Linked DNA regions of Homo sapiens: region 1 is linked to region 2. Evidence: chromatin loops called from intact Hi-C (ENCODE). Cell type or tissue: Caco-2. All regions are shown on one strand.

Evidence for each region. Peaks named below come from ENCODE experiments on the same cell type or tissue, not always from the same donor. Only the 100,000 strongest peaks of a DNase experiment are listed, where the experiment ranks them.
Region 1: it touches region 2 in a loop (3-fold over the local background); 4 of 110 quality-filtered maps call a loop at or near these places.

Annotation. Positions count from the first base shown.
Region 1 is chr4:9,894,274-9,902,273 of GRCh38, forward strand. The region is part of intron 8 of SLC2A9 (solute carrier family 2 member 9); the gene reads right to left. Among named protein-coding and RNA genes, the nearest start is that of SLC2A9-AS1, 90 kb to the right of the region's middle. In Caco-2, a CTCF peak has its summit at 4,586; a DNase peak (open chromatin) is centred at 4,558.
Region 2 is chr4:9,688,465-9,696,464 of GRCh38, forward strand. It overlaps LOC124900660 (a long non-coding RNA gene), which reads left to right. Exons shown (of 5, transcript XR_007058019.1): 5 at 1,826-2,090. It also overlaps the pseudogene FAM86MP. Among named protein-coding and RNA genes, the nearest start is that of DRD5, 89 kb to the right of the region's middle. RefSeq lists silencers at 3,077-3,156, 3,217-3,266, 3,277-3,426 and enhancers at 3,734-4,244, 4,245-4,754. In Caco-2, no CTCF peak of the experiment used is centred here; DNase peaks (open chromatin) are centred at 3,077, 3,407 and 7,721; H3K4me3 peaks cover 979 bases.

The DNA of each region.
Region 1 (8,000 bases), 210 kb after region 2:
GGTACAGAAAAATTCTCAGGGTACAATCTTAGGCGAAAAGAGTAGGACATAAATCTGTATATACTAAAACATGTAGTTATATAATATCAATTACAATTATGTTAAGCTAATACACCCTGGAAAAATATATGCAGAAATAGTTTATAATGGCTAACTCTGGTTGGGGGAATATGTGATTATTATTTTATTTGTCTGTCAGTTTTCCTGATTTTCTCCGGAGAGTTTTGACTTAAAAACACCAAAAAGTAGATTTAGTTGAAGTGTTGGATGCAAATCTCTGTCCCCTGTATTATGTCTTTATTCTTTCCAAATCACCAAATATTTCCAATACCCATACTGGCAATTTTTCATAACTGTGTAAAATATGGTTTTGGTACAATCTAAAGATGTCACAGCTTTTCTTGTGGCTAACAGGACAGAGCCAAAAGTTAAGCTGTTGCTGAAAATGAAGGTTGTTCATAACTGGAATATGCAGGAACTCTGTCTCCTAAGCTTCTTAGGGGAGTTGGATTAGAGTATCCAGTGACCTGGTGCTGAAATGACAACAGAATGTGCCATGGAAGAGCATCACAGTTGCTGGGAGATATTATTACACTGCAATCAGCATGTGTTACATTGTCATAGGGAGATCAGCACATGTTACATTGTTATAATGAGATTAATATGTGTTATATTGTTACACTAAGCTTATCATGTGTTACATTGTTTTACGGAAATTAACATATATGTTTACTGATTTCAGTATTTTGAAGTTTTTAAAAAAGAGTTTCAAGTGCACCACCCACAATTTCAGAGTCAGAAAGTGTGCTTACAAAAGTCAGTTGAGAACCATTATCTTACACCATGATGCTGACGTTCAAATACTTTGGAAAGGGTGGGGTGAGGGACATGTGGCTTTTTGTTTCGTTTCCCTAAAGTCTCTTGATGAACCAGTAACTTGAGCCAATGAAAGGCTGAACACATTCTCCCTGATTCAGAAATGATCTTTAAAGATGGTCTAGGAAGACACCAGGGAAACAGCTTTGAAAGAGAAAGAAGGGATAAAAACAACCCTCCCATCTGACAATCAGTCTCCCGGCTCTGTTCTTCTTCCCTCCCTCCTTTAAGTCCAGTTAAAGTGCAGCCTGTTGGAAGGGATTAGAGCGAACGTGGTATTTCCACTTGACATTAAAATCATGAGTGAAGACATTAACTCAGACGAACAGCAGACTGAAGGCTACTGATGTCAGCTAGGGATGACTGTCAAAATCCTAATGCTCCCAGGAAACCCCTCTGGGGACTCTGGAGCCATGGGGTCACCCATCCACTCAGCAGCCATTCACCCAGCACCCAGTGCCCTTCCCCACAGGGCTGGGACCTCTGGTGAAATAATAATGGGAACCTTTTGTTCTGGTTAGGATTTTAAGAAGCAGCTTTATAAAGGTGTAGTTTTCATTCAGTCTAATGTACCCATTTGAATTGCACAGTCTTGTATGTTTTGACAAATGTATATACCTTATAACCACAACTACAATTAGGATATTGAACATTTCCATCACTTCCCAGAATTATCTTGTGTCTCTTCCCCCAACTCCAGGCAACCTCCGATCTGCTTTCCAGCACAAGGATTCGATTTATCATTTCATATTGCTTATTGCAGTGTTTTTGAGATTCATCCTTCTTGTAGTACATATCAACAGTTCTTTTGTATTGCTGATCAGTATTCCATTGCATGGATATACCAAAATTTGTTTCTCCATTCACCTGTTGACCCAATAGCTGTTTCCAATTTTCAGCTCTGAGAAATAAAACCATTATGATTATTGAGTCTTCATGTAGACTTGTGCATTGATTTCTCTTGGGTAAATATGTATAAGTGGAATGACTGAGTTGGATGGGTAAAACCTTTATAAGAAACTGCTAAAATGTTATCTGAAGGGGTTGTGCCATTTTATGTTCCCACCAGCAGTGGATGAGCCTTCCTGTTACTCCACATCCTTGGCAACACGTGGTATTATATCAACCATTTAAATTTTTGTCACCATTTTGGTGAACAATGGTATCTCACTGTTGGTTTTAGTTTTAATTTCCCTGGTGACAGTAACAATGTTGAAGATCTTTTCATGTGATTTTTGATGTTTTGGAACTCTTCTTTGGTAAAGCATGTGTTCATATATTTTGCTCATTTTCAAGTGGGCAGTTGGTCTTATTTTTGAGTTTTAAGAGTTCTTTATGTATTCTGAATTCACGTCCCCTCTCAAATGTGTTTTATAGGTATGTTCTCCATGTCTGTGACTTACCTTTTTATCTCCTTAACAATACCTTTTAAATAGTCACAGTTTTTAATTTTGATGAAATCCAATGTATCATTTGAAAAATGGTTTGTGATTCTGTATCTTTCCTATCCTAATGTTGCAAAACTTTCTCCTTTGCTTCTAGAAGTTTTAGAGTTTAGCTTTTATGTCTAGATACGTGGTCCATTTTGAGTTAATTTTTTGTATGGTATAATAAGGGTTGCCATTCACATTTTTCCATGTGGATATCTACTTTTTATGACACTACTTGTTGAAAAGACTATCCTTTCCTCATTGAATTACTTCAGCAACTTTTTGTTTTCTGGATTCCATTCTGTTCCATTGATCTGTGGGGCTGCCCTTATGCCAATCTCATGCTGTCTTTATTCCCATGTTTGAACATTGTTACAATCCTTGCTATGTACCAGGAATGGTTCCGGCTGCTTTATATATATTAATAACTTAACTCTGATTACATTTTCTTGGGGTAGGTGCTGTTATCATCCACTATTATATCCAGAACTTGAGGCTCAGAGAGGTTTAGCAACCTGGCTAAGGTTGCACAGTGAGTCAGAATTCAAGTCTAGGCACTCCGGCTCCAGAGTCTTGCTCTTAACCTTTGTGTTCTACTTCCTCTCCCCAGTGTTTCTGAGGCAAATACACATTCACATTTATCAAAAGAATATGCACATGCTCCCAAAGTTTTTCTCCCTTCATTTGTGTGAGCTGCCTGAGGTCACTGAGAGCCTCCAACAGCACTGGCACTGGGGCACAGAGAAGACAGAGCCAGGAGTCTCTGCCCTTGGGGAGCTTTATGGGCTGAATTGCATTCTCTCAAAAAAGGAAATATTGGAATCCTAATCTCCTATTCCCTAGAATGTGACCTTGTTTGGGAATGGGGTCTTTATTTTTAGGTGATTCAGTTAAAAAAATGTGACCTTGTTTGGGAATAGGGTCTTTATTTTTAGGTGATTCAGTTAAAATGACATCATTTGGATGGGCCTCAATCCATGATGACTGGTGTCCTTGAGCCAATGGAAAAGGGAAAGTGTGGACACGGAGACAGACACGCACACAGGCCTGTAATCCCAGCACTTTGGGAGGCCAAAATGGGTGGATTACTTGAGGTCAGGAGTTCGAGACCAGCCTGGCCAACATGATGAAACCCTGTCTCTACTAAAAAAAATACAAAAAGTAGCCAGGTGTGGTGGTGCATGCCTGTAATCGCAGCTACACGGGAGGCTGAGGCAGGAGGGAGGTTGAATCGCTGGAACTGGGATGCAAAGGTTGCAGTGAGCTGAGATTGTGCTACTGCATTCCAGCCTGGGTGACAGAGTGAGACATTCCACCTCAGAAAAACCAAAAACAAAAAAAGACATACACAGACAGAATGTCATCTGAAGATGAGGCAGGGGTTGGGATGATGCTTCTGCCAACTAAGAAACACCCAAGATCACCTGTAAGTTCCTGGAAGCTGGGAGAGAGGCACGGGACATTCTCCCTCACAGCCCTCAGGAGAAGTGAGCACTGCTGATGCTTTGCTCTCAGGCTTCTGGCCTTGAGAACTGTGATACAATAAATTCCTGTTGTTTAAGCCACGTAGTTTGTGGCACATTGTTTTGGCAGCCTGGGCAAACCAACACAAGGAGCTAACACCTGATGGAGGGCAGGGCTTGTAATGTTGCCTGCTAAATGATTGAATGTATGTAAAAAAAAGAAGGAAGGTAGTCTCCAAATATGTACAACTATTATATGACAATAAACAACATTTTAAAAAGGAAGAGCTGGAGGGCAAGAAAATATCGCCTAAAATTTAATTTATTTCAAATTTATCTCAATTAAAGCGTCCAAATTTGATGTAATGTGCTTTCATATTATTTCACATACATTACTTTATATACACTTTATTTATTGCTCATTGTCTATATTGTATTCAATGTGTATATCTCTCTATATAAACTGCATGCGGTACTCCGTGCATGGCAGGAGTTCCTGACTTTCTCAGGGACTACAGCGTCCTACATGAGTTCTTCCCTGTGCCAGGGTGAGCCTTTTGGTCGTAGAAGATGCCCCATTCTCTGTGTCCAACTCCAGGCCGGGGCCTTTTTAAATTCTTCTGATTTACATAATCCCCATCCTTGCCTGGCTTGATGCTTCTGGGTCTGTGGGCCGTGTGGACTGATTGTGCGCAGGGGCCCTAGAAGCCTACCAGGAGGAAGCCCTGTTGGTTGGGCTCTGCCTCCCTCAGGACGTCCTGTCTGACTGCTCCCTGCAGGGATCCCAGCCAAAGGCAAGAGCTCCCTCTTTAGTCAGCTGGTGTGATTTCCTCAACAGGCTTTACTAGAGCCGTACTCCGTTGAGCAACCATTAATGGTATTGAATGCATGACAACTACTATGGCCATTTCTTTAAACATGATGCATGACACACACTCTCTCTCTCCCTCCCTCCCCCTCTCTCTCTCTCTTTCTCTCTTTCAAATTTACATTTTAAAGCAACTCTATGAGGTTTCCCCTAATAACTCAGCCAAAGCGGTGCAGACAACTGAGACTCTTTCAGAGAGAAATGTAAATGCTGGGGCAAGATGTGGCCCAGATGAGGGCCACCCCGCAGGCATCCCAAACAGCTGTTTCCTAATCCTGACATGTTGGAATGGAGGAGTACCTGAGGAACCCTTGGCACATGAGCAATTGGTGACTTTCTAGTCAGAAGTTGGATTATTGTCAAAGTTTTAGCTGCAAAAGGATGGGAGAAAGGAGCAGAGAATGGTGTGATTATCACTGACGCAGCTCCCTCTGCAGAGAACAGAAGGCCAAGGTACATTACATGAAAAGCAATTTCACATTCCAGTATTACTTTTAGCTGCTGGTAATCCTGTTTTAAACATGCAAAGGCTAATCTTTACTTTCACAGATCTCTCTAAAAAGAAGCCAAGACCTTGGAAAGCTGTGGTTATTGCAAGTTAGTGAAATTTTAAAATTTATGTTCAGAGGACAGAGTGCCAGAAACAATTTTCTGCTTGGGACAGGCTCTCTCTAAGTTAAAAACGGAATATAATTCAATGAAACAAACTTTTTTGGGAATTTCTGCTTAAAAGATGAATGTGCATAAAAGGTATCGGTGTATCTGTTTGGGCCAAAGGTGTGAGAAATGAGAGTTGTGTTTTAAATAATGATCATCCCAGGGTGGCCCATGATCTCTAAGTATAACAAATTAAAATGTCTTGAGATATTTCAGCCAAAGTGCAAAACAGACATGGGTTTTCCTTCCATCCCATGCCAACTGGGATGGAAGGAAAGGCTGGCAGCAGACAGGCTTTTCCAAGTTCTCCAGTCCTGTGGACGTCTCCTCCACTTGGGTCACTTTACAAGCTTGGCTTGAGGCCGTAGCTTCTGCAGTTTCTAAGTGAAGCACTCCCCCTCATGCTCTTACTCTTCTCAAAAAAGGCAAAATGTGGTTCTCAACAGGTTTGTGAGGATACATTCATATTGTTCTTGGAAATTTGGGCAAGTAGAAAAAAAAATAGCTCTTCAAGGAGCAGAGAAAGAGACACTGGATGTCCAGATGACTTAGGAGTCAGGGCTTCCATAGCAGGAGCATCGAGTTGGCAGAGGGCAGTGGGCAGTGGGAACAGCCGCCACTTAGAACTGACACAAGGGGATGGTAAATGCTGTCTCCACCCTGCATCCCATGAGCCACATCCGCACTTTCCTTTGGTGAGTGAAGCTGGTGGGGCCGGACACAGGGGAGCCAAAGGATGTTATCAGAGGGATGGGGAGTAAATCAGGAAAATTTGGTGGGAAGTAAAGACTCAGGAGCACATCCCAAGAGTCAGAGGGTGAGCTGCAGGAACGGACTTGTGGGTATGTCCTTGGCCAAACTCAAAAATAGAGCTACTTACTTAAAAGATATTATTCAGAGCTTGGGGTGGGTGGGAGTGGAAACTGCAGGGGAATGTGCTTCCAGGGCAAAACCCCACCTTTTCTGCTTGGGGATGCTGGGGCACTGACTCTGTTTCTTCCCTTCCTCATCCCCACCCAGTCCTCACCCCATGAGGATAACCTGTCATAACCAGAAGTATTAGTTCATTCTCATGCTGCTATAAAGAACTGCCGAAGACTGGGTAGTTTACAAAGGAAAGAGGTTTAATTGACAAAGTTCCACAGGGCGGGGGAGGCCTCAGGAAACTTACAATCATGGTGGAAGGGGAAGCAAACTCATCCTTCTTCATGTGGTGGCAGGAAGGAGAATGAGTGTCCAGTGAAGGGGGAAGTCCCTTATAAAACCATCAGCTCTCATGAGAACTCACTCACTATCATGAGAACAGCATGAGGGTAACTGCTCCTATGATTCAATTACCTCCCACCGGTCCCTCCCATGACACATGGGGATTGTGGGAACTATAATTCAAGGTGAGATTTGGGTGGGGACACAGAGCCAAACCATATCAACGAGAGTCCACATTTCTCTGCCTGCTTCCTGCTCAGGCAATGGTAACACTAATGCTTTTGATCTAAGCTCTGAACATGAAAAGCCATTTAGCCTGAGTTTTAACTTCTCAGATCTGGGGATGCCACCCAGCTCAGACTGAGCTCAGGCCCCCAGGGGTTTGGGTTGGGAGCCAAGGGGAAAATCTAGCTTTGTTTCTGCTTGCTACAACCCTCATTTCTCCTAAGGTCCTGTAACATTTGTTAAATAAACTGGGGACTTGATCTAGTATTTTAGTGGAGGAAGGGTGTAGTTTCTTCTAGTCTGTGACCTATAGAAATGCCATAGAATCATTATTTATCAATGAAAAAGGAATGTCTGTCAAGGGAAATTAATTGAACTCAGTCCTTTCGAGGCCAGTTCTAGAGCACATGTCAGTGTGATGATTCACAGGGAAAACCGGCCTCTCTCCAAGCCTTGTGACAACGCTGTTTCTACCCTTGTCACCCTCTGCCATTATCTATTTTGTCTACAGCAGTCAGAGGGATTTAAAGCATGACCTGGCACTCTCCTTTTAACACCCCTGTCCACTAAAAGCCTTATAGACAGCAAAGAAAACAATCAACAGAGTGAAGAGAAAACCTACAAAATGGGAGAAAAGATTTGCAAACCATATTTGAATCCCCTCAAGCCCCATGCCCCCCCACCAGCCCCTTGGCCCCTCAAGCGGCAGCCACATCCTTGCCCCTGCCTTGGGCTGCTGCAGACATCCCTGTCACCTCTCAGATTCTTGCTGTCTGTCCTAGAGGGAGACCCATTGGCTCAAATCAACAAGCTCCCTGCCCTCTGACCTCTAGGCGGCTTCAGCAGAAATCAGAAATCAGAGGTCAGAAATCAGAAGGCAAAAGAAAGAGAATGAGGCCAGGGGTTGGTTTCTTGGTTCACTTTCTACAGAGACATTTTGCCTGGCTTTGTCCCTCTATCAAAGGTTGCAGCTCCTGATAGGTGGCGTACCCACCCTACATGCCCTCGGCTGCCCTGAATTAATCTGCCTTCGAGCTGCTCAGGTTCACTGTGTCCCTCTTTCCCAAAGGTTTTTCTTTCAGCAGCTTCTTTTGCCTGACATGCTCTTCCCAGACAGCTGGGCTCACCTGGAGCCTGACCACAATATTTAAAATGGCAACTGCCCCCGTCTCTCCATTCCCCTTTCTCTGCTCTACTGTTTTCTCATAACATCCTTCACCTTCTAAAACACTGTGTGGGGTACTCCCTTGTTACACTGTCTGTGACCCCATGAGG
Region 2 (8,000 bases):
CTAGGCTCAAGGGATCCCCTGACCTCAGCCTTCCAAGTGGCTGAGACTACAGGTGCACACCACCATGCCCAACTAATTTTTTTTTTTTTTTTTTGGTACAGATTAGGTCTCACTCTGTTGACCAGGCTGGTCTCCTGACCTCAAGCGATCCTCTTGCCTTGGCCTCCAAAAGCACTGGGATTACAGGCGTTATCCCATGCCTGACCCTCTTTCTACACCTCAATCATTGTATCATTAGCCTGAGCTGCCCATATTCCTTATTCTGCCCATCCCTGACCAATCTCCTCCTTTAACATAACTTCCATCTCGATATCATGGGGCCTGCTGGGCACTGCAAACAGCCTAAGGAAAGTGGAAACTTTACTTAACCTTAAATCCTATTACAAAGTCCACATTGAACATAATTTATATTTGAACTATAAAAATTTTCTGTAAGTTGAAACAGGACCTATAAAGGTCTCTACACCCTGAAGCAACGTTTTAGAAAGAAATCAGTTGGTCCTTTTCTGCAGAAACAATTAACCATAGGAGAGATAAAGGAAAAACTTCAGTGTACTGATTGAACTTCCATGCCCATAGCTTAATTTCTAAAAGGCAATCATTCCATACTGTTAAACTGCCTTAGGTTGCTATTACTGTTATTAAAGAGACCCTCAAAGCCAGAAGTTGAATCTTGATTGTAGTTCTTGCACATAGACACACACTTGCAACTGAAACCACTCAGATTGTTCTAATGCTTCTTCCCATAGCAACACCACCTGGAATTTTACGTTTGGTTTTAAGCATCAGTCATAATCTTCACTTGCACCCGAACACACCGCACCTGTGAGAGCCACGTGACATTAAAAAAATCCTTTCAGTGAGGCCGGGCATGGTGGCTAACGCCTGTAATCCCAGCCCTTTGGGAGGCCAAGGCAGATGGATCATGAGGTCAAGAAATTGAGACAATCCTGGCCAACATGGTGAAAACCTGTCTCTACTAAAAATACAAAAATTAACTGGGCGTGGTGACGCGTGCCTGTAGTTCCAGCTACTCAGGAGGCTGAGGCAAGAGAATCGCTGGAGCCCGGGAGGCAGAGGTTGCCGTGAGCTGAGATCGTGCCGCTGCACTCCAGCCTGGCAACAGAGGGAGACTGTCTGAAACAAAAAAATCCCTTCAGTGCCTTGATCCTTCCAGATTCAGGTCCAAGATAGATGACATTTGTCCCTCATCAGAGCCCGCACACCAAGATAAAGATTTCTTCTGGCCGGGCGCGGTGGCTCACGTCTGTAATCCCAGCACTTTGGGAGGCAGAGGCGGGCAGATCACCTGAAGTCAGGAATTTGAGACCAGCCTGGCCAACATGTTAAAACACTGTCTCTACTAAAAATACAAAAATGGCCCGGCATGGTGGCTCACGCCTGTAATCCCAGCTACTCGGGAGGCTGAGGCAGGAGAATCACTTGAACCCAGGAGGTGGAGGTTGCAGTGAGCCGAGATCGTGCCATTGCACTCCAGCCTGGGCAACAAGAGAGCGAAACTCCGTCTCACAAAAAAAAAAAAAAAAAAGGTTTCTTCTGTGTGCATGGCTCAGCTCTGTGGTCCGCTAGCGTCCTTCCTCAATCCGCTTCCAATCTATGGAATCAGGAAAGACTGAACCAACCTAGATTTATTAATATTTTAGTATAACATAATACAGTGTTACTTACTATGGCATTGACCGTATATACCCTTTTGCTCCTTGGAAGAAAGGCAATTAATAGCTATTATGTGAGTTAGTAAAATAAGCCCAGGATTTATGAGTGTAACTAACCTGTTCCCATTGGTTTTCCTTGTCTCCTACAGGCAGAGAGCTGATCAAAACAGCAAAAGCAAAGCAGTGCCCCTGGCCCAGTTCTGAAGCCAACCTTCCTTAACCACGCAGACCCATCCCTGGTTAGGACTTGCTGTGGATTCTCAGGTGACTCCATCTCAGGATACAGGGACTGAGAGGGTATATGCAATATCTCAGACCCAGAAACCGTTGATTCTGTCTAAAAGCACAGCAATAACCACATCCCACCCTCTTGATTTAAATGAAAGTGTTTGGGAGAATAAAAGATGAACCTTTTTTTTCTTTGTCAGATCTTGCGCTCATTTGGTTCTGGTGGGGAACAACAGCTATGAGAGAACAAGTGTATTCAATTAGAATTAATTCCCCTCTCTTATTCTCATAGCTGAGCAGGGCTCAAGTGCCTCTCATCTGAAAGAGGTAATAAGATTTAATCTGTCTCCTCATCTACCTTCTGCAAGTATACTCAACAAATTAGCTCTCTGGACTCTTCCAAATGGAGTTTTATGAGGCATTTGCTAAGGTAAACGTTTTAGACTTTGAACACAGTTCAGATTTCAGGGGCAGTACTGAAATATGAACTGTGTTGCTAACTGCCCTGCCTTTCAACTCAAGACACAATAACTTTGAACTAAAATAATTATATTTTTGTTGTTTTCCACTCTGTCCCCAAGTCTATATCACCACCACCGCTAATCCCACCCCGCAGGAGCTAACTCCTCCTTCCTGTCCCTGCAAGATCAAAACTCCTCCTGGAAGCCCCGCTAGCTCTGTCTGCTCACCTTCATGGCAGATATCGCTATTGTACTTTTATATTCATTTGTATCATAAGTACTTCAATGTCCACTTCTTCCACGAGCCCCTGAGACCCTGGAGGGTCTGGACCACACCTAGTTTTTCTCACTGTTACATCTGCCTTGCCAGGCGCATGGTAGGCGCTTAGTAAGTATTTGGTGAACGAATGGCTTGTTTGGTGACAGTCCAAAGGCTGGAGGACAGAGGGAAAGCTCCCTCCTGTCGGGCCCCAGACGGGTGGCGCTGATGGAGAGGCGGCTGGGATAAGGCCTCCAGGACCGAAGCGCGCACCCATAAGGCCCCTGCCAAAAAGACCTTCCTGAAGGCGGAGGAACTGCGAGAGTGTCTACTTTGGCCCAAGGCCTGACTCGACGATCCCAGGGACCCTTGCCCTAACCGGCCCCGCCTCCCGGGCCCCAAACCCGTACTCGGCCCCGCCCAAAGCTCCGGCTCCTAGGGCCCGCCCCTGGCCCCGCCTCGGCCGACCATGGCCTTGCTCCTGGGCCTGCCTCAAACCCTCCGCAGGTAACGCCTCCCGAACGTGAGCCACACTCCGATTCCCTCCTCAAACCCCTCCCCGTTTCCCACACCCTGGACCCCTCGCTCCGTCTCGGCCCCGCCCCAAGCCCAGCTCCGTCTCGGCCCCTGAGCCCAGCCCCGACCCACCTCCCAGTCCCTGGGTTCCTCCCGACACCGGCGCCTCCCTAAGCTCCGCCTCCCAGGGCCCGAGCAGCGCCTGGCCATACCCCCATGGCCCGCCTCCTGAGCGTAGCCCGCAGCCCAGACTCGGACCCGCCTCCCGGACCCTGGGCCCCTCCCCACGTCGGCCCTCCCTAAGCTCTGCCTCCCAGAGTCCGAGCACCGCCTGGTCATGTGCTACGACATAGTCAACGCCCCGCCCCGGCCCCGCCTCCTGAGCCCTTCTCTGTGCTATTGTTTTCTTCTTAATAAAATGGGGGATATAATGATAGCTACCTCTTAGGGTTGTTGTCAGAGTTGAGTACAAAAGCCTGTGGATCAGTGCCTGGCTCATGGTAAATGCATGTCGGTGTTAGCTACTGTTTTTATTCGGTCTGAAAATGTTTAATAAATGCCTTTCGTGAGCCCGGCACCATGGATCAGCAGTACCCATGACAGATGAGGCTCTGCTTGCATGGGAGAGCCAGAGAACAAACAAATAAATGAATAAACAAGAAAAGACCAGATGAGAGTAGCTTTAAAGCCAATAAAACAGGGAAATGGTGAATGGAGTAACTGGGGAGAAGAGTCACCAAAGTCGGGGAATCAGGGAAGCCTTCCCCAAAGAGGTGGCATTTGAACTGGGGCCTGAGTGGTGAAGCAGCTAGCCATGGGAAGGGCTTGGGGAACAGGATATGCAAAGTCCCTGTGGTGGAAACAAGCCAGCTGTGGTTGAGGAACAACAGCAAGGCAGCCAGTGTGGCTGGAGTGGAGTGAGCAGGGTGGGCAAGAGGTGAGGGAGAACAGGCCAGAGAGAGGGATTAGGACCAGGTCTTGTAGGGCCTTTTACGGCATGGAAGGAGCTCTGAAGCAATGAAGTGCCTTGCCCCGTGTCACATACCAGCCGAGACAGTCTGCCTAACTCGGGAGCCAAAGCTCGCTGCTGGGCTTGAGGCCCCTGTAAGAGGACAATGTAACCCAGGCTGGTATGGGCACATTCTGCATTTCCACTTAAACTCAGATGGCAAGCCCATCAAACCTTGGTGCCATGGCTGCCCTGGTAATTCCTGGCTGACCAGTGCAACCAGGGAGCTGGCCCATGACCTGGGTGGCAGCTAAGTAGCCAAGACTAATGTGGCCAAGAGTCAGTCTTCTAGCCTTCTTCCTGTGACTCATCCAGGTGCACCTGCAACATTTGAAGGTCAGGCTTTCAGCTGCTGTGGCTTCCACTTCCAACTGGCTCCACGTCCCCAAGGAGAGATCACATAGCGCTTTGCCAACACATTCTATTGCACGTTTAATGTTCCTGTGAATGCACCCTTGAGATTTCTCTCTCTTCCCTCCACATAGAGCTTAGAAGCAAAGTTAAGAGACTCATCAGATTCTGAGCTTCTGTGGGATATTTTGCAGAAGGTAAGAGTCCCAGAGTCCCTGGGACTCATGACCCTGCCTCCTGAATCTCTCCGGAAGACCTGAGAGAAGAACCACAGATGTGCTTGTACCCTTTAAAAACACCCCTGTTCAAAGAACAAAAACATTGAGTCAGCACTGCAGGTGGGTGTCAGCACCTCCGATAGCTCCAGCACTTTTGTTTTCTATCTAAGACTTAGACAAAGACATCAGTATATACAAAAATCTGCATAAGAGGGGGGAATCTAGGGAATGTTTTTTAAACCATCCACAGCAGAAACAGAGATGACAGGTGCAAAACAGCTTCTAGCATTTGGTAGATGCTCAGAGAGTTTCTTTTTTCATTTATGAGGCCTGTCCTGTCCACTCCTGTCTATTCTAGACCTAAATGGGCCCTTGCTTTGCCCAGGGTGGGGTTTGCACTCAAGTGCATCTGCATGAAGGTGAGAGGCAGGATCACCACCCGGCCCAGCCACAGCCTGACCTTGGCCTTGAGGGCCAAGTGCAGATCACCCTGCATCCTGGGTCTTCACCTTCAAAGGGCCATGAGCCCTTCAGAAAAGACAAAGCAACAGACTCCCTCCCAGAAAGAAGTGCACCAGAAGAATACGTTTTCCATACAAACTCAGGGGAGGCAGACATCCTCCACCCCCACCCACCCAGCCCATCCTAGGAGCCCCAGTGAAGAATTCCTGTGCTAGAGGTGAACCAAGATTATCCACGTGGAAAAGATGCAGCCACAGCAGGGAAGACTTTCAGGGCAATACAGTAGGACAGGGCTTCAAGCAGGGAGATACCTGAAGTTATCTTGCACCCTACTCTGAGTTTCACCCTGAGCCTCACTCTCGTAGGTGGTGAAGCATGAAATGTAGGGAGAGCTGCTTTAAAATCCAGCAAAAGGCTGGATGCACTGGCTCACACCTGTAATCTCAGGACTTTGGGAAGCTGAGGTGGACGGAACACCTAAGGTCAGGAGTTCAAGACCGGCCTAGCCAACATAGCAAAAACCCATCTCTACTAAAAATACAAAAAATAGCTGGGCGTGGTGGTGCACGCCTATAGTCCCAGTTACTCGGGAGGCTGAGGCAGGAGAATTGCTTGAACCTGGGAGGTGGAGGCTGCAGTGAGCCAAGATCGGGCCACTGCACTCCAGCCTGGGCAACAGAGCGAGACTCTGTGTCAGAATAAATGAAAAACCAGCACCAGCCTGAAGAGCCTGTATATTGCGTGGGGTACTTTGCTGCCCTTGGGCAGAATCTGCATCCCTCCCAGCCAGCAGGCACTGCGGACCGTCTCCTCCCTCTCCCTCCAGGCTCTTGTTTTCCCACCGTCCCCCCTCCTGCTGCACAATTCCCTCTGCCCTCATTTCCAAGTGCCAGGCTGTGGCCACCTCAGAGCTTGCACCGGCTGTTCCCACTGCCTGGAACTTGCTCGTCCTGCACTTGGCTTCTCTTGGCTTTAGTTGGAGTGTCACCTCCCCTCCATCCTGTCCCCAGGGACACATGCTCCAAGAGAGCAGTTGCCGAGTGGGCCTTCCTGCCTCTTCCATAGAGCCAGACAGTTGGCGACTGTCCTTACTGCAAACCCTGGTTCACACTGGCTCCCCTGGGAGGGAGGTGGTTTGGGCCCACATGCCCTGTGTTCCTGCTCAGAATGGGCATTAGAAATGCTGCCATAGCCTGTGCCACTGCAGTGGAAGCATTTTTAGGAAACGGCTTATATCTTAAGACAAACTGCAGATGCGTGGGGCCAGAACGCTGTGTCCATCTTCATCTTTGCTGAGGGATTGGGTAGCCTGGAGTTTGCCCTCTGCTGTGTTGGCTTGAAGCTCATAGGAGACTTAAGATGGGCTCTCGAGCAACCAACGTTCTGTCCTTTGCTGTAGACTGTGAAGTATCCTGTGTGTGTGAAGCACCCGCCGTCAGTCAAGTATGCCTGGTGCTTTCTCTCAGAACTCATCAAAAAGGTCAGTTATGGGCAGTGTCCACCCAGTAGCCGGACAGCATAGCCACCTGCATGCTGCACACCCTGTCCTTCCCAGGCCCTGGGCCTGCTTTGCAAACCCCAGCATGGCAGGGGCCTCCCCAGGCAACTGGCTGCAGCTGTGTGTGACCCATGGGAAACAGTGCAGGGCGGGAAGAAGGGGAGGCCAGCGTCTCTCCCTCACTCTGCCTCCTGGGGTTTCCGCAGCAGCTGCTTCTCTGGGGCCCCAGTTTCTAGCATATGGATTCTCATTCCTACCAGGCTGGCCCAGCCCACAGCACTGGAACCCTCACCCACACCCTCTGTCCTGCCCGCCAAAGGGTTTGGAGTTTCCTGCTCTTTTCCGTCTCTCGGTTGCCCCACGGGCCCCTGTTGGAAGTTTTTCCTCTTGCCATACCTTTGGAACTAGTTCCTCTGGTGAATTCTCCGCATTGATCCTGCTGGAATGAGCTCTTTCCTGACTGATATAGGATGGATTTTATTTTTTACTTATTTATTTATTTTTTTGAGACACAGTCTCACTGTGTTGCCCAGGCTGGATTATCGTGGCACAATCTCGGCTCACTGAAACCTCTGCCTCCTTGGTTCAAGCGATTCTCGTGCCTAGCCTCCTAAGAAGCTGAAACTACAGGCAAACGCCACCATGCCTGGCTAGTTTTTGTATTTTTAGTAGAGACAGAGTTTCACCATGTTGGCCAGGCTGGTCTCGAACTCCTGACCTCAGGTGATCCGCCTGCCTCGGCCTCCCAAAGTGCTGGGATTACAGGCATGAGCCACCGCACCTGGCCTAGGATGGATTTTAAAGATGGGCCCGAACATGCAGGGTTTGACGTGAGGATGTCGAGAGGCCATTCCTTAGTAGGCAGTAGCAGACCTGCTGAGTGAAAGGGCCACACTTTTAGCAAATAAACAATCCCCTGCTTCTCCAATACCTGCTTTCTCCCTAGTCCTCCCCAAAAGGGTGCATCTGTGGTCACCAGCAGGTCTGCCCTGTGCCACCAAGAGAGGGCAGCAGTCACCCAGTGTACCCTGCTGCTGCCCTGTGAATCTTAGGACGGGGCCAGCTGTGGAGAAGCAGCCTGCTGACAGCCACAGCCTGCAGCATGGGCCGCCCTCGCAGTTCTGCCTGGGCTCACTTAAAAGCACCTTTTGTTTTCCTCCTCTCTGTCATGGTTATGTGGCAGCTCTCACGGAATCCTTGTCTCCTGCACTAGACTACACCTAACCCTACCCTCTCAACACCTCTTGTTGAAGGCCCTCCCATCCAGGTTTCCCTATCAAGTGAATTATTTTTTTAGAGACAAGATCTCTGTTGCCCAGGCT